Regions from separate parts of the Mus musculus genome. Here all the other regions are linked to region 2. A link is a loop called in an ENCODE intact Hi-C map of the cell type or tissue named here. Cell type or tissue: heart. All regions are shown on one strand. Links, peaks and the distances in the headings refer to the core of each region. The heading gives the core; the rest is flanking DNA. Region 1 holds the start of Gm38411 (a long non-coding RNA gene). Region 2 holds the start of Mrpl9 (mitochondrial ribosomal protein L9). Region 3 overlaps Pogz (pogo transposable element with ZNF domain).

Region 1 (10,482 bases), core at 3,736-8,735, 74 kb before region 2:
GCTAATCCTTGTCCCTGTGATGTTTACATCCTAAGAAGGGACAGACATTAAAATAACAATAATCACATAATAGTTTATACCTGTAGTCCCTGCCCTTGGGGTGCTGGTTACCCTGGACTATACAGAGAATTTCAGGCTACTTACGCTGACCTACAAGGAAAAGAAAACATAAACAGAAGAAACTTACTAATGGCATAAAGGAAAGGGGTGAGGATACTGGGAAATAGGAGCAGGAGGCATTTCTAATTAAGAGAAAAGTTGTCAATGGGGGAAGAATAAAAGGAGAAACAGCCCATCCTAAGGAGGGAGGGAGAGTCTGTTTTTGAGGGAATACGGTGGCAGGTGTGCCAGCAAAACTGATAACCTCATCTGCCCAGTGGCCAGCTATGCTTTCTAGAGCCTGCCAAAGATGGAGGATGTAAGTCAGCTGGTCCTCACTGTTGTAACCAGCTGTCCTTAGTGTCTTTATATCCAGAAATCCTGAACCTATTTCTTCCCTTTTTGGGGTACGGGGTGGATATAATTTAGGGAACTAGTCATTGAAAATCATGATGTTGAGGAGTTACTGGGATGGCTCCAGAGGAGTAGAAGATATGCTGGGTGTGGATACGGCTAAGGGTGGAAGATATGCTGGGAGTGGAAGATATGCTGGGTGTGGGTATGGCTAAGGGTGGGGTGGGGGTGGGGATGGTGGGGACAACAACTAGCCACTGGCCATTGATGACAGTGTCTGTTCTCTGCCCCACTCCCCCAACTTTAGCAGCAGGGGATCAGGTCCAGCAGACTGCTGCTGGAAATCCAGCTCTGACTGTAGGAAGGAGTTAAAGAAGTCTTGTCGAAGGCCAGAGGGACAGACCCGTGTTTATCCAGGAAAAGAAGTCAGACGTAGGCAGCAGAGGCCCCTGCCAGCTCCTCCCTGAAACACTGAGCTAGGGGAGCAAGCTAGAAAGAAAGCTGGTCCCCTACGGTTCTGCACTCTTTACAGCCAGAAGCTGCGACTGCCCATAGGTAAGGTCTACAATCTTAGAGCATTACTGAGCCAGATACGGGCTAGGAGTCCCTGGCAGACTACTGGCACTTTCATTGTTCATGGTGATTCCACGCAGGGGTGCACTGAGCTCACTGCAAAGAAGCCTTCCTGGGCCTGCACTGGGGGTGGCAGAGAATCAATAGTGCCTTTGTGCTCTAAGGTTTCCTAAGGAAAAAGAGTGGACAGTAGGAGGAACCGCCTAACTGCTCAGCTCCGCCTTACAGCCTTGCTCTGTGGCTGCGGCCTGGCTGAGAAGCTAGGGATAAAGAGGAGGGGAGAGGGGGTCTGTGCCTCATCGAAAGAAGGGAATCTCCTTGGACTGGCCCTGCTTGTCTACTGGTCAGCAATCAGGTGTGTTTCCGGCTGCCAGGAGCAGAAGTGAGTCCTTTTCAGGAGCAATTTGAGAAGGTGAACGTGATTTGGGGAGGAGACAAGAGTTAGGTGGGGCTAGTGCCCAAAGATAAGTCAAATCAGAGAAGCTAACACAACAGCCGCCTGCACAAGCAATGAGCTTCCAGGGCCCCAGACCAGATTCTAGGTGCAGGACAAGAAAGCCAGTCTACTTAGGGCCGTGGTGACCTTATGGAACTAGAGTATATATGAGCAGAATTAATATCTGGGTCTGTAATTGTGACTACAAATCTTTAGGTTGTACGGGTGTTAGTCCCTCTAACACTGAAGTGGGTGGAACATCCTTAGCAATAGGAAGTCTAAATACTTAGCCATACAAGGCCTCCTTCTGAAAATCATTTTAAGATTATTTCTAAGACGTATTTTATGTGAATGTTTTGCCTGTGTGTATGTATGTATGTATGTGCACCACGTGCATGCCTGGTGCCTGCAGAGGTCAGAAGAGGGCGTTGGATCCCTTGGAACTGGAGTTGTGGATGAGTGTGAATTACCATAGGGGTGCTGGGAGCCACAGCTTCTGCTGGACCAACAAGTGCTCTTAACCATTGAGCCATCTCCAGACTCTGAAAAAACCTTCTGTCTGGTCTCGTAATCCATTTCTCCAGTTTCCAGACTTCACCTGTTCTTTTACCTGCTTATATATGCCAGACTCGTGCCCCATGAGTGTGGGGACAAGGCCACAGAGGCAGACAGCTAAGTGTTTGCTCTCCGCAGCAGCATCGATTCGCATCCTCTTCTGTTCTCTCAGCGCACCTCAGGCCAGAGCCTCCAGCCGGGAGGCTGAACTTGGACCTTCTCCGCCTCGGTGTTCCTTTACCCCCACCCACTGCATGTGGCTCTTGGAGAAAGCCGGTTATAGGGTACGGACCGCAGAGGCCCGGGCGCTGCAGGCGCACCCCAGCCTGGTCCCCAAGCGCCAGGCCCGGGGCTCGCCCTCGCGCTGCAACCCTAATGTCCTCACCCCCGACCGCATCCCACAGTTCTTCATACCGCCTCGGCTCCGGGACCCAAGAGGCGCCGAGGGCAGGGTGGACCGCAACCCGGGCGGCCGGAACCTCCCGGTGGCCTGCTCGCTGCCGCACCTGGCGGGCCGCGAGGGCTGGGCCTTCCTGCCCGAGAGCCCGCACACGCGTCGCCGCGAGTCCTTGTTCCACGGGCCGCGCGGCCTGGCTGCAGGCCTGGCCCCGGCGCAGTCACGGCTGCACGTCTCGGCCCCCGACCTCCGCCTCTGCCGGGCCCCAGACAGCGACACGGCCTCGTCGCCGGACTCCTCGCCCTGCGGCTCCCCGCACACGCCCAGGCCGCAGTCCCTGTCCCCCGACGAGGCCAGCTCGGCGGACACTAGTCCGTACGCGCCGCGCCGTGCGCCACCGCTCTTCCACCTGGACTTCCTCTGCTGCCAACTGCGGCCGACCAAGGACAGCGTGCTGCGCCTGGGGCCCCGCGGCGGGCAGCTGCGCCTGTCCACCGAGTACCAGGCGGGGCCCGGGCGGCTGAGGCTGCGCCTGGTGAGCGCCGAGGGGCTGCCTCGGCCGCGGACCCGCCCCGGGAGCGGTGGCGGCGGCTGCTGCGTGATTCTGCGGCTGCAGCCGCGCGTTAGGCCTGGAGCTCAGCGGAGCCGGGTGGTCCAGAGCAGCTGCAACCCTATCTTCAACGAAGACTTCTTCTTCGAGGGGCTGCGCCCGCCGGATCTGGCCGTCCGCAGTCTGAGGGCCAAAGTGCTGGACAGGGGCGCGGGGCTGCGCAGGGACGTGCTGCTGGGGGAATGTGAGACGCCCCTCATCGCCCTGCTGCCCCCACTGGCTGGAGGTCTAGGCCCTGGGTCCTCCCTGGCACCTACTCATCTCAGCCTGTAGACTGATAGACACCACAGCTTTCTTGGGAGGTTTCCACTGGGTCTGCAGACTTCATCCTTGCCACCTGCCCGGCATGTATTTATTTTTGTTAATAAAACATCAGTTTGTCTCTAGCTGCATGCTTTCCAGTGGGCACCAAAAACTCTAGGCTTTGCAGCAAGTCTTTTCCACCCAGCCCTTCCTTAAGCAGTGCTTGAGACCCGGAATCCCTGGAAGTGCTTGTTAAACATGGAGAGCCTAGAGTCCATCCCCAAGCGAGTCTGCTTCAAGAGTCCTAGATTGAGTTGGCTCTAGGTGCCTGTCTTAGCTTTATTTCCGTTGTTGTGATAAACTATCTCCCCATCACACACACACACACACACACACACACACACACACACACACAAAAGCAGCTTTTATGGAGAAAGGGTTCATTTGGCTTACAATTCTAGATGATAGTACACCATTGTGGAGAAGTTATTGCCAGGACTTGAAGCAGCTAGTCACTTCCACAGTGAGGAGCAGGGAGAGAGACAATACAAGCTGGAGAGCTGGTTCAGTGGTTAAATGCAAAGGACTCAAGTTCAGTTCCCAGCACCCACATCAGGCAGCTCATAACTGCCTATCAAACTACAGTTACAGGGGATCTAATGCCCTCTTGTGGCTTATAAAGGTCAGGTGGGTGGGTACGTGCATATGAGCGTGCGTGTGTGTGTGTGTGTGTGTGTGTGTGTGTGTGTGTGTGTAATGCCCAGGGGGAGTGGCACATGCCTTTAATCTCAGCACTCTAGATACAGAGGCAAGCAGAGGCAGGTGGATCTCTGTGAGTTCAAGGACAGTCTGGTCTAAAGAGTGAGTTAGGATAACCAAGGCAACAGAAAGAAACTTTATCTGGGGCTGGAGAGATGGTTCAGAGGTTAAGAGCACTGGCTGCTGCTCTTCCTGAGTTCAATTCCCAGCAACCACATGGTGGCTCATAACCATCTATAATGAGATCTGATCCCCTTCTGGCATGCAGGCACACATGTAAGCAGAATGCTGTATACACAATAAGTAAATGTGTTTTTTAAAAAGAAGAGAAAAAAAAAACTTTGTCTGGAAAAAAGAACAAAATAATAACAGAGCTTGGTGGCTCATGCCTCTAATCTTAGCACCTGGAGGGCAGGGGCAGGTAGTTCTCTGAAAATTGGAAGCTAGTTTGATCTACAAAGCAAGTTCCCGGCCAGCAAGGCCTGTGTAGTGAAATTCTATCTCAAAAAACAAAACAAAAAATTAAAGATCAGAGAGAGAAATGAACATAATGTGTGCATGCATGCTTCTAATGCTTACTTAGTTCAGTTTCTCCACAGTCCAGGACCCAAAGCCAGGGAATGGAACCACCTACAGTGGGTCAGTCTTCCACATCAAGTAATTGCAATCAAGAGAATCCCCCACTGACATACCCACAGGCCAACATGATCTAGACTTTTCTCTTCCCAAGAGATTCTAGACTGTGTCAAGTTGACAATTAAAACTAACCATCACAGGTCCCTCGAGTCTAACAAAACCCTGCGCTTTCAGAGAGCCCTTGAGTCCTGGTGTCACCCCAGCAAGAGCAGAAAGCCACCCTCTCCTAAAGGTCCCTGTGTCTGAAGAGAAGAAACTGGCCTTTCCTACCCCTTAGATCAATATTTGTCCTAAAGACAAATGAAATTTTTGAACCTTAAGAGTGAGCCAGGCGAGCACAGACTAAACACACAGTGCCCTTTAACCCTTCCTGCCTCCCTCTGGCTAGTCCATACACCTGTGCACCTGTGCAGGAGCAGGAAGAATGGCTGGAGTCAAGAACCAAAGAGTAAACCAGGTATGCTAGCAAACACATTTAATCCCAGCACTCAGCGGCAGAGACAAGAAGATTTCTGAGTTCAAGTCTACAGAGCAAGTTCCAAGACATACAGACACCCTACAGGGGCTGGGGGGCCAGGGGAGAAGCACAGAATAGTGCTTGGGTACCCATAAGTACTTGGGATTATAGGGACTGGGATCTGGGACAGAGGATACTATCAAGGAGTGAGTGCTGTTATCAGGGATGCCAGAAAAGGCTACTCCAGCCAGAAGATGAAGGTGAAAGACAGTGGAATAAAAGTGGGTCATCTTGTGTTTACCTCCTACCTGAAAGCCCTTGACGTCAGCAGTGACCTTCTCTCTGCCTCTTCCTTCCTGGGAACTTGTTCCTCCTGCCAGACTTGGAAGAGGGATAGAGAAAGGCAGGTACACAGCAGGCCCTAGACCACTTCCTCCTTCCTCTTAGCCTTTCTCACTTCCCATGGTGCCAATTGTCCCCGTATAGGACCTGCTTCTTCTTAACAAAAATCTCAGCAGGGGCAGCTACACATACACACACACACACACACACACACACACACACACACACACACACACACAAGTCACCCTTCTCAAGCTCCTTCTACCTCCACTAGGTTCCCACCACCAATCCCCAGGCCAAAGAAACCTTGCTCCAGTTGTCCACCAGATGGCAGCATTGACCAAACAATCCTCCGTGCTGACAGCAACCTGATCAATGGGTAGGATGGACAGCTTCAAACATTAGTTCCTCCTGGCAACTGCCTCTAAGGTGAGTGTACAGTTGTTATTCAACATGACCTTCGCCCTTAGACAGATAATAAAGAAGAAAACTAGGTGACATGACTCAAGGTACTTGTCACGAAGTCTGACAGTCTTGAGTTTAATCCTAGAGATCCACTTGGTGGAAGGAGACCAATACACACATATAATGTAACTTCTAAAATCTGTATTAAAAGCCTGAAGGGTTTCTTCTTCCCGGGATAATAGCTCTTCAGTCACTTCACAACCTGGCACTTCGCACTTAAACCTGTGAACTCTGAGAAGTCCGCCCACTCCCCAAGCTCTATCTGTGCTGTGCTGTGCTGTGCTCTGTGTGTACATCGGCCCTCAAGTTCTTTCATAACAATCCCTAGTGAGCAATGCAACTTGGAAGTATCTGGAAGGATGTCTATAGGTCAGTTTGCCCGCCTTCATCAGTTCCTCCAGCAATGGTGGGTGCTATAGGATGCCAGGCACTGGGGCCAGCAGGCTTGAAAACAAACGCAGGAATCAAGTGAGTCAGAAAATGAACAAATATCAGTAAAGAACTAGCTGGCGATGGGCCGTAGAGAAAAGTAAAGTAAGAAAGGGGAGGGAGGCAAAATTACAGGAATGGAAAAGAGAGGGAGGGCCTGAAATACTTTTTTAGCTGCCATGTGTACTTTGTACCAGGCCTTGCACTTTACCCGCTGTCTTATCTCACCACCACTGGGTAAAGTAGGCATTACCAGTTCACAAAGGCAGAAAGAGATCCGAGAGGTTAAATAAACTTGCCTGAGGATTGGCTTTGGCTGTGAGGAAGGCTTCTAACAGCGACTCTATACCAACATCCTCTGCCACAACCCAGCCCAGGAATTTGGGGAGTCTATGAGATAGAAAACACCTCCCCCCAAAAAAAATGTTCTGTCACATTCCCAGCCCCCGGGGCTCAGACAGGTACACCGAGTCCCCCAGTCTCAGATACATACCATGGGAGCAAATGAAGCCTAAGAACCCATCCTGTGTGCAAGGAGCTGAGGCCTCTAAGTACCGCCATTAGCACAGTACTGCCACCAACGCAGGTCAGCACCATGGTTCTCCCCCTTTTTAGCTGTGACAGGATTCAGGGCGCATGGGTGACACCCAGCAAACCACACTGTTAAAGTCTTCCTTGTCCCCCAAACCAGACCTCCCAATTTTGTTCCTCGTAATTGTTTTTGAGGCATACTCTAATGTAGCCCAGGCTAGCCTCAAACTCCCTACCCAGCTGAGGATGGCAGTGAACTCCTCCTGCTCTTCCAGCCTCTACCTTCCAAGGCTAGACATACAGTAAAGCCCTGCCACCGTGTCACGTTATGAGGTGCTGTAGGTTGAATCTCGGGCTCCATCTCCAGCCCTCCACTCCTGATTTTCAATCCTCCCACCTCCAGTCCCACCTCAGTGTTAATTGGGAAATGAGAGCTATAAGCAGTTCCAGGGTAGGGCTAAAGTCCATCTTTCCCGCTACTCCTCCATACTGGGGCTCTACATAGGTACCAACGGGGATGCAGAAACCACGGATGTGCCAAAGAGCTTGCAATGTCTTTTTTTTTTTTAATGGCCAAGATTTCATCCACTCCCCAAGTCATTCTGGGGAGTTGAAGTCTCCGTAAGCCTGAAGCTCAAAGAAAGGTAGTCTCTACTGCACTGCAGTAGAGAGGCTCCAGTGAAAGATGGCGCCCTCTGGGCCAAGCCAGCCTCTGCATGCTGCCCAAACCCCAGAGGTTTCCTTTTTACCTGCTGCCTTGGGTCCTCCCTGGAAGGACAGGACTGTGCTGAGCTTTAAGTGGTTTCTGCGGTTTTAAGGGGTGGGGAGGAAGGGAAAGAAGAGTTGGTGACTGCTCCCCATTTCCAAGCCGCCGCCACCACCCACCTCCAGGTTGTTTGCCCCCTGCTTTGAGATTCCTGGGCCTGATAAGAGGACTGGGCACGTGGGGTAGAGTGATTCTCTGATCCCTATCAGCCTCTTCCTTGCATAAGAATGTATTTGAGTTTGCTAGGCCCGGCATAGTCTCACAAGAGAGAGCTATATCTGGGTCCTTTCAGCAAAATCTTGCTAGTGTATGCAATGGTGTCAGCATTTGGAAGCTGATTATGGGATGGATCCCTGCATATGGCAATCACTAGATGGTCCATCCTTTCGTCACAGCTCCAAATTTTGTCTCTGTAACTCCTTCTATGGGTGTTTTGTAGAAGTGGATGATCACAGTCAGCTATTGGATGGGTCACACGGCCCCCAATGGAGGAGCTAGAGAAATTACCCAAGGAGCTAAAGGGAACTGCAACCCTATAGGTGGAATAACAATATGAACTAACCAGTACCCGGGAGCTCTTGTCTTTAGCTGCATATGTATCAAAAGATGGCCTAGTTGGCCATCACTGCAAAGAGAGGCCCATTGGACTTGCAAACTTTATGTGCCCCAGTACAGGGGAACGCCAGGGCCAAAAAGGGGGAGTGGGTGGGTAGGGGATTGGGGGGGGTGGGTATGGGGGACCTTTGGGATAGCATTGAAAATGTAAACGAGGAAAATACCTAATAAAAAAAAAAAGAAAAAAAAGAATGTATTTGAGGAGGAAATAGCCCCTGCTCTGCTTTAGAAAGCACTGTTCCTACAGAAAAGAGCCTTGGTTACAGCAAGCCAGGGGTGGGGAGCTGGGGGTGGGGGTGGGGGTCAGGCAAGAACACCCAGGGGGCATAATCACCACAACCTACTCTGAGCTTTACCAGCCCGGTAAATCCCAAGGTCACACTGGATGACAGCTGTACACTCACCCTATGGCCACTGTGGGAGGAACAAATAGTTGAAGCTGTTGGAACAGTTCCTCCTGTGGGCGTGATCTCCTGATAGCTGGAAGCACAGAGAACTCTCTGGTGGCAGTATCAGTCTGAATAGGGAACCCCACCCTAATCACCCACCCCCCCATGCTGGAGGCAGGGCCAAAAGCTGGGTAGGATGATGCCTGTAATCCCAGCCCTCAGAAGGCTGAAGGAACTGGATAGCCATGAATGTTCAAGGCCATCTTGGACTACTGAGTGAGATCATCTTAGCAACACGTAGGAATGAAGGTCTCGAATGCTGAAATGAAAGAGTAGCTTAGAAGAAAGCCACTCTCAAGCCAGGACCCGGTCGCTTCCTGAGCCCTCACAGTCATTCTGACAGTGCCAGGCAGTGTCTGCCACTGCCATACTGTGTGGCATCTGAAAGCATCCCTAGGGGCCTCCACCCTGTGCCTCTAGCTTGAGGGAGGGGTCATCTGGAAGGTCTTAAGACCCATAATCACCAAGAGAAAAGGACCTGGTCAGCGATGCAGGTCTGTAACCCCAGCACACCCAAGGCAATGTTGTGAGTTGGAGGTCACCCTAGGAAAATGAGAGGAGGGGCGGGGTTCAGCAGTTAAGAGCACAGGCTGCTCTTCCAGAAGAACCCAGGTTCAATTCCCAGCATCCACACAGTGGCTCACAGTCATGTATGACTCCAGTTCCAGGGCACCTGATATCTTTTTCTTTCCTGCATAGTGAACCAAACACACAAATGGTGCACAAATAAACATGCAGGCAAAACACCCATACTATTAAAAAAAGATAAGTGAAAAGAAGAAAGAAGAACAATAACTAAGGGAGATGAAAGCGAGCTGGTGAGGCACAGAAAACTGAGCAGTGATGGGCAGATAGGAGCACAGAAGAGCAGGAGGGGATAGCTCTGGGATAGAGGCAGGCCATTAAGGTCCCCATCCTTTGAGTGCCCTAACCTTTCCAGAAGCCTCTTTCTGACTCTGTTCCTAGGTAGGGGTGCCATCACTTTGCCTCTTTTCAAAGCTCTCCAGATTGGCATTGTGTTTTGAGAAGAACAGTATACATGGGCCTGTTTACCACCAAAGACCGTGAAGTCAGAGATGACCTAGTCAGTGGAGTACTGCCACAAACACACTGGGGTCAAGGGTTTTGGGGGGTTTTTTGGTTTTTTGGTTTTTGTTTTTTAAGATTTATTTATTTTATGTATATGAGCACACTATCACTCTCTTCAGACACACCAGAAGAGGGCATCAGATCCCATTACAGATGGTTGTGAGCCACCATGTGGTTGCTGGGAATTGAACTCAGGACCTCTGGAAGAGCAGTCAGTGCTCTTAACCACTGAGCCATCTCTCCTACCCAAGGGTCAAGGTTTAATCCCCCAGAACCCACATCACAAAATGGGTACAGTGGTAGATAGGTAGGTAGGTACTTGTAGTCTCAACAATGGGGTCGTAGAAACCCTAGAAATCACTTGCCAATCTGGCTAACCAAGATGGCGAGTTCTCCGTTCCATGGGAGACCCTGTCTCAAAAAAACAAAACAAAACAAAACAAAACAAAAAGGTAAAAGGTAATTGAGGCAGACATCAAATTTTAATCTCTATCCTCCACAGACATGCACACTCACACGTGTACACACACCCACCTATACAGACACACACATATATGTATACATATAAAGGACTTAGGACTAGTCAAAGCCTCAAAGGCCCTCAAAAGTCACCCTACACCCCTACACTTTTCAGTCTCCCTGGGGCTAAGAACGGCTATTCCTCCTAATCTTTGTCT
Region 2 (10,482 bases), core at 2,185-7,184:
GCCACCCTGTCCATTGTGACCTGGCAGGCATTATGACATAGACATGAGGTCACTTGCTTATGTCACTGCAGTTCCCACTAACCAAGGTTCATATTCAACTAGTATATACTTTACAACTATAGCAATAATTAAAATGCTTTAAAAGTTATATACTGAGTCGGGTGTGGTGTCACACACCTTTAATCCCAGCACTCGGGAGGCAGAGGCAGGCAGATTTCTGAGTTCGAGGCCAGCCTGGTCTGTCTACAAAGTGAGTTCCAGGACAGCCAGGGCTATACCGAGAAACCCTGTCTCAAAAACACCAAAAAAACAAAAACAAACAAAAAAAAATCTTATATACTGGTTGGCTAGCAGCCTTGCTGGAGCTCTTCTTGTACCTACCACCTTGGCCTTCCCTCTGGAACACTTCTAAGTCCAGCAACTACAGAGTTGGTGTCTAATGTCACAGTAAGCTTCGAAGGCCCTGCTCCAACACTGACCTGATTAGCAATTATTTTTGCAGTTCTTTATTTTTGCAGTCATCCCTCCCCATAGCACATAAGTACTACAAAGTGCAGAACTTTCTCGGTTGTCTTTATAGAGTAGAAATCCCAAATTAAACACCTCTAGGAAACTCTAAGGCTATACACATCCTTAATCCTAGCAGTCAAGAGACAGAGATGACAGAATTGCTCAACATCTGGAGCCAGCCTGGTTTGCAGAAGCATGATTGTGGCTGAACAGGGCCACATATCAAAACCCTGTTTCAAGCACACAAACAGGCCCAACCAGTGGAAATTAGTAGTTACAGAATCAATATATTAAAACAGGAAAAAGCTCACTCCAACATAACTCAGCAATAAGTTGCTGTGCCAGACACAGAATCAGTTCTGCTAGATCTTAAAATTTTCAACAGAAACTAGAAAGATTCTATAATAAGTTAACACATACACACATAAGAATATGGTAACAATTGTGCTGGTTGATTTTATTTCAACTTGAGACAAGCTGGAGTCACCTAAGAAGTGGTAACATGGACTGAGAATTCCCTGTGGACACGCCTCTGGGGATTTTAAGCAGTGAGTGATTCATGTGGAAGGTTTCAGCTCACTGTGTGTAATGCACCCCTGAGCTGGTGGTCCTGAGGGTGCACAAGCCATGCAGGGCAAAGTAATAAACAATATTCCTCCATGGCCCCTCCTTCAGTTCCAGTCTCAATTTCCTGCCATGACTTCCCTCAGTGATAAGCGTATAACCTGAGAGTTTTAAGATGATATAAACCTTTTTCCCCCTAAGTTGTTTTTGTTTATGGTGTTTTATCACAGAAATAGAAAACCTAAGACACTGATAAAATTTAGCATTGAGAGAAAAATTTGTTCTAGAACCAACAGTTTGAGGCCTCTTAAAATTTATTAACCGTCAATTTAAATATTTATGGAGGGCCTGCTATGAGCCAGGCACCACTGTGTGAACTATAGATCTCTGCTCTATTTAAAGTGAGAGAGCCAGATATTTGTAAGTATATAGGAAATAAGCATGTCAGAAGAGAACTGCTAAAGGGGAAACAAAAAAGAGCCAAGCCAGGTGTGATGGCACACCTTTAATCTTAGCACTTGGGAAGCAGAAGCAGGTAGATCTTTTGAGGATAGCCTAGTCTATATAATGAGTTCCAGGCCAACCAGAGCTACACTCTGAGACCCTATCTCAAAAACCCTAAAAGGATTAGAAGTGTGGGGTATGCAGCAGGGTTTTGGTACAGGTGATCCATGTAGGCCTCACTGAAAAGATGATCAATCAAAGACAAAGGGAGTTAAGATTGTCAGCCAGTCAGGTGTAGACAGGGGGCTTTCTGGTTTACATAGTGAACTGCAGGATAGCCAAGGCTACACAGAAACACCCTATCTCAATAACAACAACAATACTAATAAATAGACTGTTAACGAAGCTAATGTCTAAGGATAAGGACTATCCTAGTCAAAAGCAACAGCCCCTTCAAATGCTAAAGGTGTGTCTGTTGTTATCAACAGGAAGGCAGCTACTGTAGGTGAATGGGGCAGTAAGTATAGCTATAGTACATTACAACCTACACCAATCTATGGGCTTTTTCTTTTGCGTAAAGGGGAAGTGATTGAGCGGTCTTTTACATGAAAGAGTGACTAGATATGACTCTTAAAATGATCTTTAGTAGTGCACATCTATTATCCCAGCACTCTGGAGGCTGAGACAGGACAAGAATTGGAGGTTGAGGTTAATTTTGGGTCAGATACATGTCTCAAATGAAAAAAAAAAATTAAAAGATTTTTTAAAAAGAAGTTATGGTCTTTGCAGCTCCATAGGAGGAACAACAATATGAACTAACCAGTACTCCCAGAGCTCCCTGGGACTAAACCACTAATCAAAGAAATCACATGGTGAGACTCATGTCTCTAGCTGCATATATAGCAGAGGATGGCCTAGTTGGTCATCAATGGGAGGAGAGGCCCTTGGTCCTGTAAAGGTTCTGCGCCCCAATGTAGGGGAATGCCAGGGCCAGGAAGTGGGAGTGGGTGGGTTGTGAAGCAGGGGGAGGGAGGAGGGAATAGGGGATTTTTTAGAGGGGAAACTAGGAAAGGGGATAACATTTGAAATGTAAATAAAGAAAATATCTAATAAAAAAAGAAGAAGCCAGGGACTGGAGAGGTGGCTCAGTGGTTAAGAGCACTGACTGCTCTTCCCGAGGTCCTGAGTTCAAATCCCAGTAACTACATGGTGGCTCACAACCATCTGTAATGGGATCCGACCCTCTTCTAGTGTGTCTGAAGATAACTGCAGTGTACTCATATACATAAACTAAATAAACAATTTAAAAAGAAGAAGGAGGAGGAAGAGGAAGCAGAAGCAGAAACTGGGCAGTGGTGGCGCACGCCTTTAATCCCAGCACTCGGGAGGCAGAGGCAAACAGATTTCTGAGTTTGAGGCCACCCTGGTCTAAAGAGTGAGTTCCAGGACAGCCAGGGCTACACAGAGAAACCTTGTCTCGAAAAACCGAAAAAGGAGGAGGAGGAGGAGGAGGAGGAGGAGGAGGAGGAGGAGGAGGAGGAGGAGGAGGAGGAGGAGGAGGAGGAGGAGGAGATGGTCTTATGCAGCCCAGAATAGTCTAGAACTGAGTAGGTGAGGATGGCTTTGAACTTTGGATCTTCCTGCCTCTACCTCCAAAGTGCTGAGATTACAAGCATAAGCTACATCTGGCTTAAGGAAAGAAAATCCTATAAAACTGTGTAGGACACATCTCTTATTCCGTGACTACTACAGAAAAAGATAATGTGTTCTCCACAATGGGGCATCAAGCCACACACACACACAATCACAATCACAATCACACAATCAACTGTTTTTCTCCTTGAACCCGTGAAAGAAAGCCCTAAACAGGAACCAGGCACTCCTACTGCATGCTTGCTCAGGACCCACTGCTCCATGTAGTACATCTAACTTGTGCCTTTACTTTGCTTCCAAATAAGATCTCTTACTACTTAGCTCTGTGTACACTTTTCTGTGTCAGTGTGAAAACACTGGGGTACGAGTGACCCCCAATAACATCCTTGGTGACCTCAACCAGAAGGTAAGAGAGTAAATCCTCTTCTGTCTCATTGATGCAAATTTTCCTCACACAGTGTCCACTTTTGTTCCAATCGGATGCTATGGTTGTGCATGGTAGCAGGCTGAACTACCTGTTTAGTCAGAAAGCCATCCCATGTCAGCCTCCCCACTTGTCTGGCCAATAAGGAGCAGGTAGCTGGAGCCCTCCATCAGCTGTTTCACCAAGACAGCAAAGAGGAAGACATGGGTGTGACAGGTACCTTCCAGCCAGGGCTTGAAACAAACAGTCAACCAAATAAAGTCAGTATGATTTTATGGTAGAATAGAGATGCAACAAGGTAGTCTCCTGCCTCTTTCCAATATACCTTTTGTTCTAAAAAAAAAAAAAAAAAAAGTGTTACCACTTAGATTTGGGAGAGAGAGCTCGATCCTCCTGCCTCTGCAGGGATTAAAGACCGGCACCACCATGCCAGCCTGCCACATGGATCCTTTTAACTTAATTCCTATGCATGTGTATGTGGAAGTCAGAGGACAGCTTTTCCAAGTAGTCTATTCTTTCCTTTCACCTTGTTTTTAAACCAAAGGCTCTTGTTCTATCTGCTGCTACACTGTGAATTTAAGCTTCTGGTCAGTTCTCTTGTCTCTATCTCCTATCACCATAGTAATGCTGAGGTTGAGATTACAGACTCAATGGACTCAAGTTACTTCATCTGGCTTTAGGGGGTTTTGTGTGTTGTGGGACTCTAACCCAGTTTATCAGAGCTGCATACGAGCAATTTACCCAGTGAACCATCTTTCCAGCTCTGCCTCTTAGATTTTAAACATTTCCTGTCTTCTTTCCTTTTTATTTCTCTTTTCACTTTCCCTTTTTTCTCACTTTTCCTTGACCTCGTTAGTGTTCTACATGTGATATATATTCTATATGTTTTAATTATTTAGCGTAATTATTTAAGAACATATAGGGTTTTCCTGATGCCTTGTGAAATAAAGAAGCTTTTAAAAATGTGCTCAGCACTCAGAGGATCAGAGGTAGTTCTGAGCTGAAAGCCTCCTCCTTGGGAACTAGTTTTCATGGTGCTAAAGGAAGAAAGCAACTGATAGTCCTACCTAGCTATGATGCCTACCAACCACAACAGTAACCAGCAGCATGCATACTACCTTGACAGTAACCAACAACGCTCTAATTGTACTTCAGGACCTCTCCACAAGAGGGAAGTCATGCCTGTTTCTGGAAACTTAAGATGTTCCTGCCTAGTGAGGTCATGGATCTTGGAGGAGAACCTATAACTACCACCCTACTAAACCAGCATAATCTCTAACTACATTCTAAAACGTTATCCTTCTTCCCACAGATAAGTGTAGTTCTTGCCACTCATCAAGGAAACATCTTTGTAACAAGTGGACATCGTTACAGAAACTACAACCATCAAAACGGAGAGTTGTGAAACGCACTCCCAACTGATACATCTATAATATACCTGCATCTCAAGTTTAGGGATTGTTGTAGAAGAGGAGGCAGAACAATTCTATGAAGTAGAGGAACAGGAAGTTTGCTATGAGATTGTGTCTCCTAAAAATGTCAGGGGCGCTACATCTGTGAATTCTTACCAACATTGCTACCTAAACAAGACCTGAACAAGGAGGACACTAATATACTAATATACTAATGAGAAAGGAAAAAGCTCACAAGGCCTCAACCCTAGACAAAGAGCTACAGGCAAGAAAAGAATGCTGAGAACAGGAGAAATAATCTTCCCCAGGGAAGAGCACACCAGTTGGTTACCCAATACGAAATGATCAGCCCTGAAAACATACATACGTACAAGTAAGAATGTACAGACTGAGCAGATTATATTTATATATTTAAGAATGTATAAACACAAATATAAATAACAAGGGGAAAGAGTCCATGAATCTGAGAGAGGAGGAGAGGGGTTAGAAGGAGAAAAAGGGTAAAATTATATAATCTCAAATATACAAACGTGTAAAAATTTTAAAATAATAAGATGTTTCAAAGAATGGAGGAAAACAAAACAACAAAATGGAATTCTCATCAGCTGTAACAGGAACACCTGCAGGTAGGGCAGTTTATAAAGAATGGGGCATACATTACGTTTTAAATGTCTGTTAGACATATAAGATGATGATGAATAAGAAGTTGGGTATTCCAATGTGAAGTTTGTGGGAGCCTAGGATAAGAATTTGGACATCACTGGCATATAAATAGCGGTTAGCCATAAGGTGAACTGAGAGCATCAAGACACTGGATACTAAAAAGAATGAAATTCCACATACTGAGTGCTGGGTGCAAACAATTAAAAGACTGTTGAAGACTTGTCCTGAATACCAAGGAAATGCGTGTAGGTCAGTCTATGTAAGTGCACATAAAATGGAGTGTAGCACATCTTTCCACACTCCTTTATAGACCCTCATTTTATAACCATCTATTAAGCACAAAGACTCCACAGAAGGACCTGCTTGTGCCTAACAGTAGTTTCTTTTTCTCTACAGTTTGTCTCCTGCAACTCTTTAAATATTAGCTTAAATACAATAGTAACAATATCATGGAAAGTTGCAGAGTTTTTAGAGGATCCCATCCTTCGACTACTTTTAGAAAGATTCAAGGGAAAATTGAGAGTGACATCCATATTTTAGTGTTCAGAAATTATAGCATGTCAAAATTAGAAGTGATCCCAGTACCTAGAACTAAACCAAACCACTTATATTGTTATCATTGGTTTTTATGGATAAAAATCCTCCTCCTCACCAGTTAATTATTATTATTGGTCTCGCTATGTAGCCCTGGCTGGCCTAGAGCTTGAGATGTAAACCAGATTAGCTTGAACTTGTCCTGCAGGAAGATTACAGGGTGCGCCAAGCCCCCTCCGCCTCTTTTTTTAAAAGTGAAGCCAAAAAAAAAAAAAAAAAAAAAAAAAAGTACGTTTTCCACTGTCGGTCCACGCAAAGCTCTGTGGAAAGTGGTGACAAAAAAAAAAAAAAGCAGTTCTCTCCGCTGTCCTATCGTCGGCGTGCAAGGCGGGGTTGCGGCAACTCTCCCACTCCCCATGCCCAGGTCTCAGCGCAGCCTATATCTATACCACTCAGGCGCGCCGCGGGCAGCCCAGAGGCGCAGCTGCGCATGCGCGGGGTCCTTCTTCCGCCTGTCCGCTCCGCTGTCATGGCGGCCTCTGTGGCTCCCGGGGTTAGGACTCTGTGGTGGGCAGGTGCTGCTTGGCTGCGTCAAGGAGGCATCCGGGAGCTATTCCGGCCGCGAATTGAAGGGAGTACCCCGGGGCGTGACTTCAGTCTCTCTCATTATCAGGTGAGGGCCGGCTGGGGCTTGGGTCCTACACGGTGGGGGACAGGAGTGTCGTTCGTGCCAGACTCAGACTGCGGGGCTGGGGGGCAGACTTTCCTGGGGACGCCGGCGGGGTGGCGGGTTGTTCTCTGCGGACACTCGCTCACCCCAGCCTCCCTGACCACCAGAGCACGGTCATCGTGGAGCGCTGGTGGAAGGTGCCGCTCGCCGGGGAGGGCCGAAAGCCGCACCTGCACCGGCGTCACCGCGTGTATAAGTTGGTGGAGGACACGAAACACCGGCCCAAAGACAACTTGGAGCTCATCCTCACGCAGTCTGTGGACGGTAAGGCTTGGGCCCAGGTACTGACCCCTTCCCCTGTCCCTGTCCTCTGTCCCCTGCTCTTGTTTGACGTTAACCGCTTCCTGCCTCTCTTTTGTTGCTTTGTTTTTACTACTTTGTGGTTCTGGTGAGAAAAAAAAAGTCACGGAAAATTAAAACGTGTGTGCAATATTGTTAACTGTGTAAAGAGAAGCCTAACAGTTCGCAGCACAAACAGTGACATTCTTTGATTGAACAGCTCAGTCTGCACCAGTTTTTAAGCTAGACGTGTGACAAGTGTAGTTCCTAATAAATGCATGGTGTGTGTGTGTGTGTGTGTGTGTGTGTGTGTGTGTGTGTGTGAGAGAGAGAGAGAGAGAGAGAGAGAGAGAGAGAGAGAGAAAGAGAAAGAAGGGGGGCGCCAAAGGTCCACCTTATTTGATACAGGGCATGAGTTGAGCCCCCAGGGATGTAGGTATTACCTCCCCTCAGTGCTAAGGTTATGGACAATATCCAAACTCAGATCCTCTATGCAGCTGGCACTTTAACGACTGGACCTTATAACCTGCCCTAGTAAATTGACGGTGGTGGTGGTGGTGGTGTTTGTAAGGAAGAATAAAAACTGTGAGAAAGTAAGGGCTGTCTCTTTTCTATGCCCCTCCCTTTTGGTGATGCTGGAGATGTACCCCAAGGCCTGAGTACACTAAGGCACAGCCTTTACCTGTGGCTGATCCCATGATCATCTTTTCCATAGCCTGCAGAGATTTCATCTGCCATTCCCGTTCTCATTGACAGAAATTGGAGTCCGGGGTGATCTGGTCTCAGTGAAGAAATCTGTGGGTCGTAACAAGCTCCTTTCTCAGGGACTGGCAGTGTATGCTTCTCCTGAAAATAGGAAGCTGTTTGAAGAGGAGAAATCGGTGAGCTCAAAGGACCAAGGGGTTTGGAAAAATAAAACTTTAAGGTACCTGCTAGGAAGTCCTTCCTTTTGTTGTTTAATTCAAAGATGAAGTAACAGCTAGAACCCAGAAGCCCACCAGTTCCCAGCACAGCTGGGCTGTAATTACTCAGTGTGGCGCATTGCTTCTACTCAGTTTCATCTCTTTCAGCTGAGACGCGAAGGAAAACTGGAGAAGATCCAGACAAAGGCAGGAGAGGCGGTGAGTAGGAAGTTTTTATTGATTCCTCATGGAGGTCATCGCCCTCCTGAGTCCCTGATGGCCTTCACGTCTGCTTATTGTTACACACAAGGATGAGCTAAAGTAGTATTGTGGCTGATGCTCTGTGTAGCTGGTATGGAGTCCTCTGGAACTGCTGTGTTGGGTACAGTGTACTGGAACTAGCTCTGTACATCTGCCTGCCTCTGCCTCCCAAGTGCTGGGATTAAGGGCGTTGGACACCACAGCTGGCTGCTTTTTTACTTCCTTTAAGAAAATGTGCCAATTTTTTAATTTGTTCATTTCTTCCATTTGAAATACTCAGAGCCTGGGATTTTGGGGGGGGGGGTGCAAAAAATGCCCTAGCTTTTGAGGGAGTCCCAATCCAGGAAGCAAGATCTATGGGAAAATATAAGATAAAGACTCTGCCTTTTGGGAATATTTTCAAATAAGTTGGAGAGAGAACTGTAGACACACAGGAGAAGGTAGTCAGCAAACTAAAGGCAGTAAAGTAGGAGTCACTTGATAGACAGCTGGAAAGAGGGTCTGGAGGTGCTGGGGGGTAAGAGGGGAGGGGTACTTTTTTCTTGTAGTAGTAAATAAGGCCCTTGGAATTAGTAGGTTTGAGGCAATCTAGGCAGTATAAGTGAATATTTAAGGTATGCTTATTTGAAATAGGGGATCTTATATGGCCATAGCTGGCCCTGAACTCTGTATATAGCCAAGGCCAGCCCTAACCTAATTCTCCTTACTCTGCCCTTCAGTTGGTGTGATTGTAGACATATGCTGCAAAGGTCATTGTGGATGCTGGGGAGCAAAGCTAGGCCTTGTGTGTGTTATACACACACCTGCCAACAGCTCAAGGGCATATTTTAACAATGAAGATACTCCAGTCTACCTAAAGTAAAGGTTTATATAGTGTAATAGTAGAAAATACACAGCGGGGCCAGGCATGGTGGCGCACGCCTTTAATCTCGGCACTTGGGAGGCAGATGTAGGTAGATCTCTTGAGCTGGAGGTCAGCCTGGTCTACAGAGTGAGTTCCAGAACAACCAGGGCTACACAGAGATACCCTGATTTGAAAAACCAAAAGAGAAAAAAGAGACAGCTGGAAAGAGGGTTGGGCATCAAGTGTAAAAAATATCTTGAACCTTCAGGTAATCTATGTTTAGTTTTGTAAGCAGGAAAGAACTAATGCTGGAGGGCAGGTAGAACTGGATGCCAGAGCTGTGAGGTTGCGAGTCCTGAAGCTTACTTCCTCCCAAGATGCCCCAGGAAGTCTATTACATCTGTGTACTGGGGCAGAGCACATGTGCAGTTCAGAGCACAGCTTGCACGAGCCTGTCTCTCCTTCCTCGAAGTGGATTCTGGGGTCAAACTCTGGGCATTGTTCTTGGCAGCAGGCACCTTTACCTACTGTGCCATCTTGCCCGCCCTAATCCCGAGTTTAATACAGACTATTTCTCTTCCTTTGCCTAGAAACAGCAAAATAAAATCCCCTATGAAATCCTGAAAGCATCTTTCTTCTATATCAGAGCTGAGGAAAATGACTGTTGTGGGTTTTCCCATCAGTGTCCTGTTGTCACCTCTTGTAGCTGTAGAGCAGATGTTATACCTTTCCCGAACCTAAGACCCTGTGGCTTGAACTGTTTCCTCTCCTCTGACTCCAACTCCTCTTGACCCACAGACAGTGAAGTTTCTGAGAAGCTGTCATCTAGAGGTGGGAATGAAGAACAATGTCAAATGGGAACTAAACCCTGAAATAGTTGCCCGCCATTTCTTCAAGAATGTGAGTGTTCCCAAACATTAGTATTTCCTTTGAGTAAGAGCCATCTCTCCTTGGTAGAAGACCCATGATTGAACTGTCCTCTATAAAATGGTTTTACTAGCTGGAGTTGGGAGTTATTCTTGGTTGATTTGCAGGGAAAAGGGAGGAATGTGGCTCAGAACTTAAAGGTAGTTGCAGATTTTAAGGACTAATGGGAAAGGGCAGTTGAGTTTACTTTATCTCTAGCTAGGAAGAACCTGGGAATATGTGACTTACTGGAGAATCATTACTTTTGTGATGAAGCAGTATTAGTCTCAAGACCTGTTCTGTTTGTAAATTCACCACCCTCGCTGAGAAATAAGACTGAGCCTCTTCTGCTATCA
Region 3 (10,482 bases), core at 3,202-8,201, 410 kb after region 2:
AACTTTTTGTTACATTTTGTTTTGTGTGTGTAGTATGTGTGGAGATCAGAGGACAACTTAAGAAAGTCAGTTCTCATCTTCTACCATGTGGGTCCTGAGGATGGAACTCAGGTCCCCAGAGTTGGTAGCAGACACCTTTACTTGTTAGCTATCTTACTGGCTTAGGAGTAGTTTTATTTGATATCTTTGTGGTGATCTGTCAATCTCCTGATGGTTAAAAAAAGTTTCCACAAAGTTGTTCTCTAACCCCTGCATGTATATACCACATGCTGCATGAGTACTCATACGCAAGTGAAAATTAAACAAACTTACCTGGGCTGGAGATAACGCAGCAGTTTAGAGCACTGGCTGTTCTTCCGAAGGACCTGTGTCTGATTCCTCGCACCCTTATGGCTCACAGCCATCTGGAACTCTAGTTCCAGAGGATCTGATGCTCTCTACTGGCCACCATTGGCAACCAGGCAGAGCACTCAGTCATTCAGGAAGATTAGAGTGTACAGAAGAACCTAGAAGCTTCCAGATCTAGGTCAGGGATAGTTAGATTAGAGGAGATGCTCTAGGCTCAGCCCACGCCATGTATTCACGTAGTTTGGGTACAGCTCTCATCTCATCACTTCATGTGAAGAACTAAAAGTGACATTTACACCTAAGGCCCATAGCCAGCCACTGTAGCCTATTTGTTATCTCCAGGCCAATGAGAGACCTTGTTTGGAAGGAGGTAGATGACATTCCTAAGGATGACACCCATTCGTACTCAAACAAGAAGCAGACACACAGATACATGTATGCATTACACATGCATTGAACAAAAAATGAGAACAATAGTTACTGAGATGTAGTTACTCATCAGAAGGGGGCATTTCAAGTAAGATTTTTCAGGAGATTAAGATTTTAGAGTACATATTGTGGGCATAGAATTTTTCTTTGTGATGACAGAGCAAAATAGAGGATAGCTAGCTAATAGTAGTGGGGCAGTTTATTTATTTTCAGAATGAACAGAGAGGCTGCTATCATCTAGGTTATGGTCTTGAATTTTGCCTCTCACCAATTGTGTTCCTTGGAGAAATGGCTGGTTCTAGGTTCAGGGGCAGGAAATGTGTGAGATGAGCCTAGCATACTCTGTCAGACAGCAATGATTTGTATAATACATATCTGAGTTCCCTCTGAAAGACTTGGGAATCAATAGAAGGCATCTCACTGACCAAAATAAGACATTTAATATTATAGAGAGAGTTGCATAGGCCAGAATATTAAATATGTTTGATTTGTGGTATCATAATGATAGTTTACTGAGCAAGAACAAGCTTATAGGTGAATCTATAGGTGAATTTGAGAAAACTAATGAAACAGTCCATTTTGAAAGAAAAAAAGCTATTCCTCATGGCCCAAGCTGTCAGTTTCACTTACTAGGGAGGCTGATGCAGGGGGATCACATGTTCAAAGACTCCATGAGTAAGAGACTGGCTACTGGACAGCCTGATCAACTTAGACCCTATTCCAACCATGATGTCCCCCTACCCATAAAACGTTGGTGTAGAAAGATTTTTAGTGTAAGTGGAATGATAGATAGTTTTGTTTGTTTTGAGTTAGGGTATCTCTGTGTAGCCCAAGCTGTCCTGGTACTCAGTCTGCCTGACTCTGCCTCCCAAGTGTTGGGATTATAGGTGCACACCACTACTGCCTGGCAAATGTATATTTTCTTATTCTTTTTCTTTTTCTTTTTTCTTTTCTTTTTTTAATTAAGGGGCTTTTTTTTTTTAATAAGTACACTGTAGCTGTTTCAGATGGTTGTGAGCCATCATGTGGTTGCTGGGAATTGAACTCAGGACCTCTGCTCGCTCCAGCCCAATGATTTAATTATTGTATGTAAATACACTGTAACTGTCTTTAGGCACACCAGAAGATGGTGTCAGATCTCATTAGGGATAGTGGTGAGCCACCGTGTGGTTGTAGGATTTGAACTCAGGATCTTAGGAAGAGCAGTCAGTGCTCTTCTTACCTGCTGAGCCATCTCACCAGCCCTCAAATGTACATTTTCAATGCTGCACATTTGATAATACTTTCTTTTTAATAAGCAATAGTGCCATGTGTAGTGGTACGCACCTTTAATCCCAGCATTCCTGGTGTATAGGCAGGTGAAGCTCTGAGAGTTCAAGCCTAGCATGGTTGGTCTAATATACTGAGTTCTAGAACAGCAGCCAGGACTGCATAATGAGACCCTGTCTAAAAAGACAAACAAAAAGCCCCTCAAACAGTGAAGAAGTATATACCATGGATCATTGAAAAGAATGCTTATTTTTCGTGAGTATCTTTCTTTTTTTCTTTTTTCCTTTTTTTTGTTTTTTGTTTTTTGTTTTGTTTTTCAAGACAGGGTTTCTCTGTGTAGCCCTGGCTGTCCTGGAACTCACTCTGTAGACCAGGCTGGCCTCGAACTCAAGAAATCCACCTGCCTCTGCCTCCCGAGTACTGGGATCAAAGGCGTGTGCCGCCACCACCACCCGGCTTTTTTTTTTAAGATTTATTTATTATTATTTCTAAGTACACTGTAACTGTCTTTGTACACACCAGAAGAGGGCGTCAGATCTTATTACATGGTAGTTATGAGCCACCATGTGGTTGCTGGGATTTGAACTCAGGACCTTCGGAAGAGCAGTCAGTGCTCTTAACCGCTGAGCCATCTCTCCAGCCCCCGTGAGTATCTTTATTAAATGCAGCATTTTATCATATTGCTGAAGTTTTTTGATGTGGTTATATGACTTGTTTGTATATGTGCGTGTGTGTGAAGGACAACCTTAGCTGTCTTTCTGGAGTTGCTACCACCTTGCCTTTAAAAAAAAGAAAGATTGAACTGTATCTATGTGTGGGCATGTGCACATGAGCACAGGTGCCCACAGAGGTCAGAGGCATTGGTTATGAGCCACCTGACATGGATATGCAAACTGAACTTGAGTGCTCTGTGAAGGCATTCTGCACTCTCAAGCACTGGCCATCTCACCGACCCAGTCCATCATGGGTCTTTTTTGGGGGTGGGGGGTGGGGTTAGGACTCTCACCTGAGAAGCTAGGCTTACTTGTCCCAGGGGCCCCAGGGATCCTGTTTCCCTCTCCCCATGCTGACCCTAACCTAGTTCTCACCCCAGCCCTGAAGATAAACTGGAGTGCTGCAAGGTTAGGCCTCCTCAAGAATGTCATTTATTCTGACTCCTTCTAAAGCCTCTCTTTTTACGCTAGACGATTTGCATGCTAAGTGAAAGAAATGGTCACATTCTGAGATACCAGTTTAGGTCCGAATCAAGGACTGTTTTGAAAATCTTGGCCTCACTGTCTTTCAGATACATTTTGGAATAAGTATAAAATATGCTCTCAGTCAGCAATTACTGGGTTAAGCAGCCTTACAGAAGGAAGTTCTGTATTCCTTCTACATCAAAAAAAGAAACTTTGCTAATAACTTGAATTTTCTTTACATTTTGAAAAAGTGAGGGGAAAAGTTCTTTTAAATATCTAGCATTCCCATTTTTCAGTTTTTGAGTAATAAGCCTTTTTCCTGAGAGAGACAACATAATTCAATCAGCTGGAAAAATTATGTTGTTGCAGGATATTTGATCACACTGTAAACCCCAAGATTGTGCTATTTACTGAAACCATCTGTTTCTATTGTGGTGAGGCTCAGCCCTTAGCACACACATTTAATGCCTCTGGCTGGAATACAGGCAGACCCTTTAATCCCAGACAATGAAGGTAAAGTTAGTTTGTAGAAGGAAGCAAGCACCATGTTTGAAAGTGATGACTAATTGAGTGGCAGACAAAGATGGATCAGATGGATCAGGGAAAGATTTGACAGACTAGTATATACTGGCTCTCATGAGAATAGAGAGGACGAGGAGGCTGGAGAGATGGCTCAGCAGTTAGAGGAAAAGGAAGCTCCCCAGGGAGCAGAGGAGAAGGAGAAGGTGGCTTTACCAGGACAGTTAGAGAGAGATAAGATGCAGAGAGAACAAGCTAGACATAGGGGAAGACAGAACAAGCCAGAGAATGAGAAGGAGCCAGAAGACTAGAACATACTGCCAAAATCAGTATAAGGCCAAGCAGGGCAATTCAGTCAAGAGGCCAAGACAGAAGCCAGATTCAGTCAGCTTGGAGAGGAGTTTGAACCAGAACAGCTTTGAGCCAGCCAGCTAGAGTTCAGAAAGAACAAGAACGGGTGCGCTTATTCAGCAGAAATCAGAGACTGAAAACATTCTAGATCTAGATTAGATTGTATGAATGCTAGAAGCTTCCAGGACTAGGCCTAAGTTAGCAGGCTGAGGCAGTAAGCCTTGGGGATGACAGTTATACAGGAGAATAAGACTTACATTTACATTATGTCATTTAAATTCATTATTTCACAAAATCAAAAATCCTGTATCCTGGTTATTTAGAGTATCTTAAGAGAGGGAGTTCAAAGGCTATGCCAGTGCCTAGCAAATACAGAAGTGGATGCTCACAGTCATCTATTGGATGGAACACAGAACCCCCAATGGAGGAGCTAGAGAAAGTACCCAAGAAGCTGAAGGAGTCTGGAACCCTATAGGAGGAACAACAATATGAACTAACCAGTACCCCCAGAGCTCGTGTCTCTAGTTGCATATGTAGCAGAAGATGGCCTAGTTGGCTATCACTGGGAGGAGAGGTCCTTGGTCTTGCGAAGATTATATGCCCTAGTACAGGGAAATGCCAGGGCCAGGAGGCGGGAGTGTGTGGGTTGGGGAAAAGGGGGGGTATAGGGGACTTTCGGGATAGCATTTGAAATGTAAATGAAGAAAATGAGAGAGAGAGAGAGAGAGAGAGAGGGAGGGAGGGAGGGAGGGAGGGAGGGGGGGAGGGGAGGGGAGGGGAGGGGAGGGGAAGAGAAGGGGAAGAGAAGGGGAAGAGAAGGGGAAGAGAAGGGGAAGAGAAGGGGAAGAGAAGAGAAGAGAAGAGAAGAGAAGAGAAGAGAAGAGAAGAGAAGAGGAGGGGAATTCTAGCCTAGTGGTACAGACTGCAACCCTAGGGTTTGGAAGTTGGGGGGTAGGGGCGGACTGCAAATTTGAGGCCAGCTCTGAGCAAAAAGCAAGACCTTGTCTGATTAGAGGAAAAGATGGGGAAGGGGAGTAAGATTATAAATACTTGATATAAAGATCAGTCTTTTGGGATATACTGGTAAAGTATTCACAGGCATAGTATGAAGAGCACAATTTGTTTTGAGATTGTTCTACTTAAAAAGAAAGCTGTGTCTAAGCCTAGCAGTGGTGGTGCACGCCTTTAATCAAAGCACTTGGGAGGCAGAGGCAGGCGGATTTCTGAGTTCAAGACCAGCCCGGTCTACAGAGTGAATTCCAAGACAGCCAGGGCTACACAGAGAAACCCTAGATAGAAAAAACAAAAAAATAAAAAAAGAGAAAGAAAGCTGTGTCTTGCTTGGTCTATGTTTGGAGAGGTGGTTTTCAGTTAGTCACCACTGAAACAGTGTCCTTTAAACATCTGCAGAGACTTCTACCCAGATTGTACTTGTCATTTTCCTGGATTCTTGACTGGAAGAGGTTGTAGTGTATGTATAAAGTTACATGGCAAAGAACAATGGCATACAGTTGTTTATTTGAATCCCCCCCCCCCTTTAAATTGGACCCATGTCAGAGCATGCCTGAGGAAGTCAGAGGAGAGCTTGTGGGAGTTTGTTCTCTTCTACTGTGTGGATGCTGAAGATGGAAGTGAGGTTGTCAGGCTTGGTTGCAAGGTGTCTTTACTCACTGAGTGTTCACATAGTCCTGTAGTTTTGTTTTTCAATTTCTGTAACTCAGTTTCTGGCTACATTGTCTAATAGTCTAATATCTGTATATGTTAAGCAGAATGAGAGAATTTAAGTAATACTTTAGGTACTTTGCTCTTGCTTTCCCTTTGAGGTTTTGGTTTGAAAAGACATATATAATTAAAATTGATGGTTAGAGGCCCCCTAGAGTCAAGGTAAGGGCTTTACCAGTTAAAATGGATTTCCAAACTGAGCCCCTGGTTGTCCCTGACTCTTGAGACTTTGTGAGATGTTTTACAATTACAAAGGATACAGTGCCATCTATTGGGCATTGCCCGAAGTACACCTGTCAAGTTTATAGGTTGATACACAGTGTAGTTTGGTTGTAGTTCTGGTTTTTGCAGTTCCAGGACTCTGAGGATACCTATAACCTTTGCAGTGAGGGCTTTGTGTGAGCACTGAAGGTAACTGTATCCATACTTTATTGGGCTCTTTCTACCACCCTTCTCCACCTCAATCCCTTCCACACCCCACCCCACCCCACCCCAACACTAGGTAGTTAAGAAAAAAGGTTAGAGGGGAAATGGGGGCAGGGTATAGACCTCTTTAGACTACTTCCTGCTGATTGGGGCATCGAGTTCCTTTGGGGGCAAGTCCAGTCAGTCTTCATTGTCAGAATATCCAATTACTTCTTCCCATCTCTTTACTCATGACCACTTGACAAACTGCAGCAGCCCTCTGGATTCTGGCATTTTTATACCCTCTCAAAAGTCCCCAGAATTTCAAATATGAACTATCTTCAGTTAGCAGAATCATGCCTTTGCCAGAGCACGAGACAAAATCAGTTATCTGCTATGAACAATCTGAAGCAGTTCCATACCTCATACCTGGGATTAAAACAAAAACATAGTCACATAACATAACATAACTGGGTTTTTAAAGAAACTAAAATTCTTAACTATAGTTAATAGTTTCAATTCAAGACAAACTGACCCCTTCTCAGCTCATATTGGAGGCCACAACAGCAGCTGCTCATGGTAGTGCAGTTTGCAGAATTCCTAGACAGGAAATACTAAAGTAAGATAGATGGGTTCTTACCTTAGATGCAAAGTTTAAAGAAAAATCTGTATCACAGTCCAAGTTTCCTTCCTGCTATTGTGATAAAAATATCTGGACATAAAGCAGTTTCCATAGGGGCTGGAGAGAGGCTCTGTGTTAGAGCACTGCTGCTCTTGTCGTGTACTCGGATTTGGTTCCCAGCACTCAGGTTGTGGTTCACTCATCCATAACTCCAGTTCCAGAGAATCTGACTTTCTTCTGACTTCTGTGGGCACCAGGTATACATATGGTGCTAATGCAGATTAAAAAGTAAATCTTCTAAAAATGTATTTAGGTGGGAAAGGGTTTATTTCAGGCTACAATTCCAGGTTATAGTGTATCTATCATTGCAGGTAAGTCAGGGCAGGAACTTAAAACAGCTAGTTACATCATTTCCACAGTCAAGAACAGAAAAGAAGGGCTGGAGAGATGGCTCAGCGGTTAAGAGTACTGACTGCTCTTTCAAAGGTCCTGAGTTCAAAACCCAGCAACAACATGGTGGCTCACAACCACATGACATCTGACACCCTCTTCTGGTGTGTCTGAAGATAGCTATAATATAATAATAAGATATAATAAATCTTTTAAAAGAATAGAAAAGAAATAGATATATACATGCTCACCTGCTTGCTTGTGTTCGGATCAGTTTTTCTTTCCCTTTTTTAACATATATTTATTTCTATGTACATTGATGTCTTGCCTCCATGTATGTCTATGCAAGGGTACCAGATCCACTGGAACTGGAGTTTCAGACAGTTGTAAGCTGCCATGTGAGTGCTGAGAATTGAATCTGGTCTTGGAAGAGCCCTAACTCTTAACTGCTGTCAGTCAGTTTTTCTCAGCTTATACAGTTTAGCACTCTCTGTCTAGGAAATGGTGACACCCACAGTGATCTGGGTCAGTTAACTTAATTAATTAAAACAGTCAGGGGCTGGATAGATGACTCAGTAGTTAGGAACCAGAGGTCTGGGGTTCAATTACCAGCGTCCACAATGAGGCTCAAAACAATCTATAACTAATTCTAGGGGCATCTGACACCTCTGGCCTCCAAGGGCTCAATGCAAACAAGTGATACACAGACATACATGTAGCCATTTAAATTATCTAATATTTATACCTGTAAAGAGACAGGAGGCATAAACTAGCAGGAGTTAAAAGCCTGCTACCTCAGTGAGGGAACTTTGTTTTCTGAACTATACACAAACTATCTATTTACAAGCCTGATTCTACAACTAAATTACTAGCTCTTTAGCAGTCACTTTCTATCTGTGTCATTGTACCTAACTAGTCTAGTCTACCTTTCTCTTGAGCTCTTTGAAACCCAAGAGGACTCCTTAGCTTTCTTTCCTAGAATATTATTTTACCAGTGGCCTGCAGCTGTTTCTCTGTTGTTCCTACAAACCTAAAGAGGAAATTCTTATCTCTTACCTGGAGCTCTTTTCCTAAAGGCTCTTCTAAGCGGAGAAAGAGGGGGGGGGGGAAGGGGTGGCAGGCGGGCAAGAGAGCTCTATTAAAGGTCCAATTGCTTATAAAAGAAACTTCACCCTTGGCAGGCTGAACCATGTCACTAGCTTAGTGTGGCAAGCCACAGTAGGGGACAAACCACTTCCTGTCTTGGTGGGGTAGCTCTAGGCCATCTAGCTGACTTTGCTTCAGATCATAGAGCCAAGACCACAAGACCTCTCTCTCCCAAGCAACTTGCTTTAAGATAGGCAGGTACTTTTCATTCTTTTGTGTTCTTGTCTGTAGAGGTTTTTTAGATGAATACTCAAACTGCACCGCTACAGGACACTTGTAACTAACTGTGTCTGACATGTAAATGCAGTATCTATTGAAGTTTTTATATTTTGCTAACAATTGGGTTTTCTATGTACAATAGTCAAATATCTTGTAACACAGGCAGGCAAACATACTCATATACATAAAATGAAATAAAAAAATAAAGTAAAAATGTTTCCCAGGACATATACATCGGCCAACCCAGTATAGCCAGTCCCTCACTGAGATTCTTCTCATGATTCTAGTGTGTAGTGATGACAAAACTGTGAAGTCAAGGTTTGGCATTAAGGGCAGGCTGGTGTACATAGTTCTAGGACATTCAGGGCTACATAGAGACATCCTGTCTCAGAAAAACCAAAACAATAACAACCAGTGAGTCAGACATGAACTTGAGAGGCAGAAATAGTTATGTTTCTGTGAGTTCAAGGCTAGCATGGTCCACCAATCGATTTCAAGGGCTACATAGTGAAACTCTATCTCAAAAACAAAGCAACACCAACAAAAGACCCTAAACATCACGATCACTAACTAGACAGTTTTGTGTGTATGCTGGAGACCATTGCATATGCTGGCAAGCACTGTACCCAACACATTATTAGAAGAAGTATAAAATTAGCTTTTACAGTATTGGGCTTCATTGTGGAATTTTCCAAAAAAACATTTGTGTAAGAGTGTGTGTGTGTGTGTGTGAGAGAGAGAGAGAGAGAGAGAGAGAGAGAGAGAGAGAGAGAGAGAGAGAGTATGAGTGTGTGTGTGAGAGAGAAAGAGAGAGAGAGTGTGTGTGTGTGTGTGTGAGAGAGAGGGGGAGAGAGAGAGAGTGTGTGTGTGTGTGTGTGTGTGTGTGTGTGTGTGTGTGTGTGTGTATGTGTGTGTAAGGCAAGAGTTGATGTTAGGGATTTCCCTGTTGCTTTCCATAGACAAGACAAGGTCCTCACTGACCCTGAGCTGCTGTTTCGGGCAGTCTAGGCTGGCTGCTCAGTGAGGTGTCGGGATCAGCCTGTTTCCTCCCTTCCCGAGTGCTCTGATTTAAAGCACCTCACCACCACACCTAGTGGTTCATCTGTTTGCTTTTTTGTTTGGGGCTTTTGTTTTGTATGTTGGTTCTGGGGTCTGAACTCAGGTCCTTCCCATCTTCCTAGCTCCTCCCTGCTTGTCCCTTTCAACCATTGCTGCCTTTAATTCCTCACTTGGGAGATTGAAGCCTGTAGTTTTCTGTGAGTTCAAGGCCAACTAGGTCTACATAGTAAGTCTCAAAAAAAAAAAAAGTATTGGGCTGGCTCGATGGCTTAGATAAAAGTGCTGCTGCCAAGCCTGACATCTTGAGTTTGATTCCTGAGACCTTTATGGTCGGAGAGGATCGATCCTGCAGGCTGTCCTCTAACCTTATGTGTGCTATGGCACACACATCTGTATACATGTATACAATAAGTAAATAAAGTAATGCTAAACGGTGTCAGTAGTGACTGGAAAACTGTAACAGATACAACAGTTCCAGCCCTATCCTTGCAATGCTATTGCATGTACTTTACCCGAACCCTCTTAGTATTATACCTTCAACTTATATAAGCCAATTATTAAAGAATTTACCATGGAAAGGATTAATATTCAAGAATAAAAATAGTTTCTCTGGTCCAGTGATATAGAAGGATAGCTTGATTGCAGCTGGATATGGTGGCTCACGCTGTTCCAGCAGTTAGCCAGCTGGGGCAGAATGATTGCCAGGAGTCAGAAACCATAAGTGCCAGGCCAGCCTATTTTACAGAATGAGATCCTTTTCTAACAAATAAATGTTTCATATTTAGTATAAAATTATTTCTCCAATTCTAGGTCAGTATCTTACTA

What was found. A loop is a pair of places that touch in the nucleus more often than their neighbours do. Peaks named below come from ENCODE experiments on the same cell type or tissue, not always from the same donor. Only the 100,000 strongest peaks of a DNase experiment are listed, where the experiment ranks them.
Region 1: it touches region 2 in a loop (2.2-fold over the local background); 27 of 42 quality-filtered maps call a loop at or near these places.
Region 3: a loop joins it to region 2, with 1.9 times the contacts of the local background. A loop is called at or near these places in 7 of 42 quality-filtered maps.

The regions. Positions count from the first base shown.
Region 1 is chr3:94,361,158-94,371,639 of GRCm38, forward strand. Gm38411 (a long non-coding RNA gene) reads right to left here and starts at 9,866. Exons shown (of 3, transcript XR_867461.1): 1 at 8,672-9,866; 2 at 5,768-7,691; 3 at 4,378-5,500. It overlaps C2cd4d (C2 calcium-dependent domain containing 4D), which reads left to right and starts at 1,287. Exons shown (of 2, transcript NM_001136117.1): 1 at 1,287-1,381; 2 at 2,190-3,410. The coding sequence starts at 2,272. The coding sequence ends at 3,297. In heart, for the core only: a CTCF peak has its summit at 5,804 (motif pointing right); a DNase peak (open chromatin) is centred at 5,794; H3K27me3 peaks cover 1,985 bases.
Region 2 is chr3:94,436,618-94,447,099 of GRCm38, forward strand. Mrpl9 (mitochondrial ribosomal protein L9) reads left to right here and starts at 6,719. Exons shown (of 7, transcript NM_030116.2): 1 at 6,719-6,877; 2 at 7,042-7,198; 3 at 7,970-8,094; 4 at 8,284-8,334; 5 at 10,019-10,120. The coding sequence starts at 6,734. Oaz3 (ornithine decarboxylase antizyme 3) reads right to left here and starts at 34. Exons shown (of 5, transcript NM_016901.3): 1 at 1-34. In heart, for the core only: a CTCF peak has its summit at 4,773 (motif pointing right); a DNase peak (open chromatin) is centred at 6,694; H3K4me3 peaks cover 991 bases; H3K27ac peaks cover 960 bases; H3K27me3 peaks cover 801 bases.
Region 3 is chr3:94,843,451-94,853,932 of GRCm38, forward strand. The region is part of intron 1 of Pogz (pogo transposable element with ZNF domain); the gene reads left to right. Among named protein-coding and RNA genes, the nearest start is that of Pogz, 11 kb to the left of the region's middle. In heart, for the core only: a CTCF peak has its summit at 6,091 (motif pointing left); no DNase peak of the experiment used is centred there.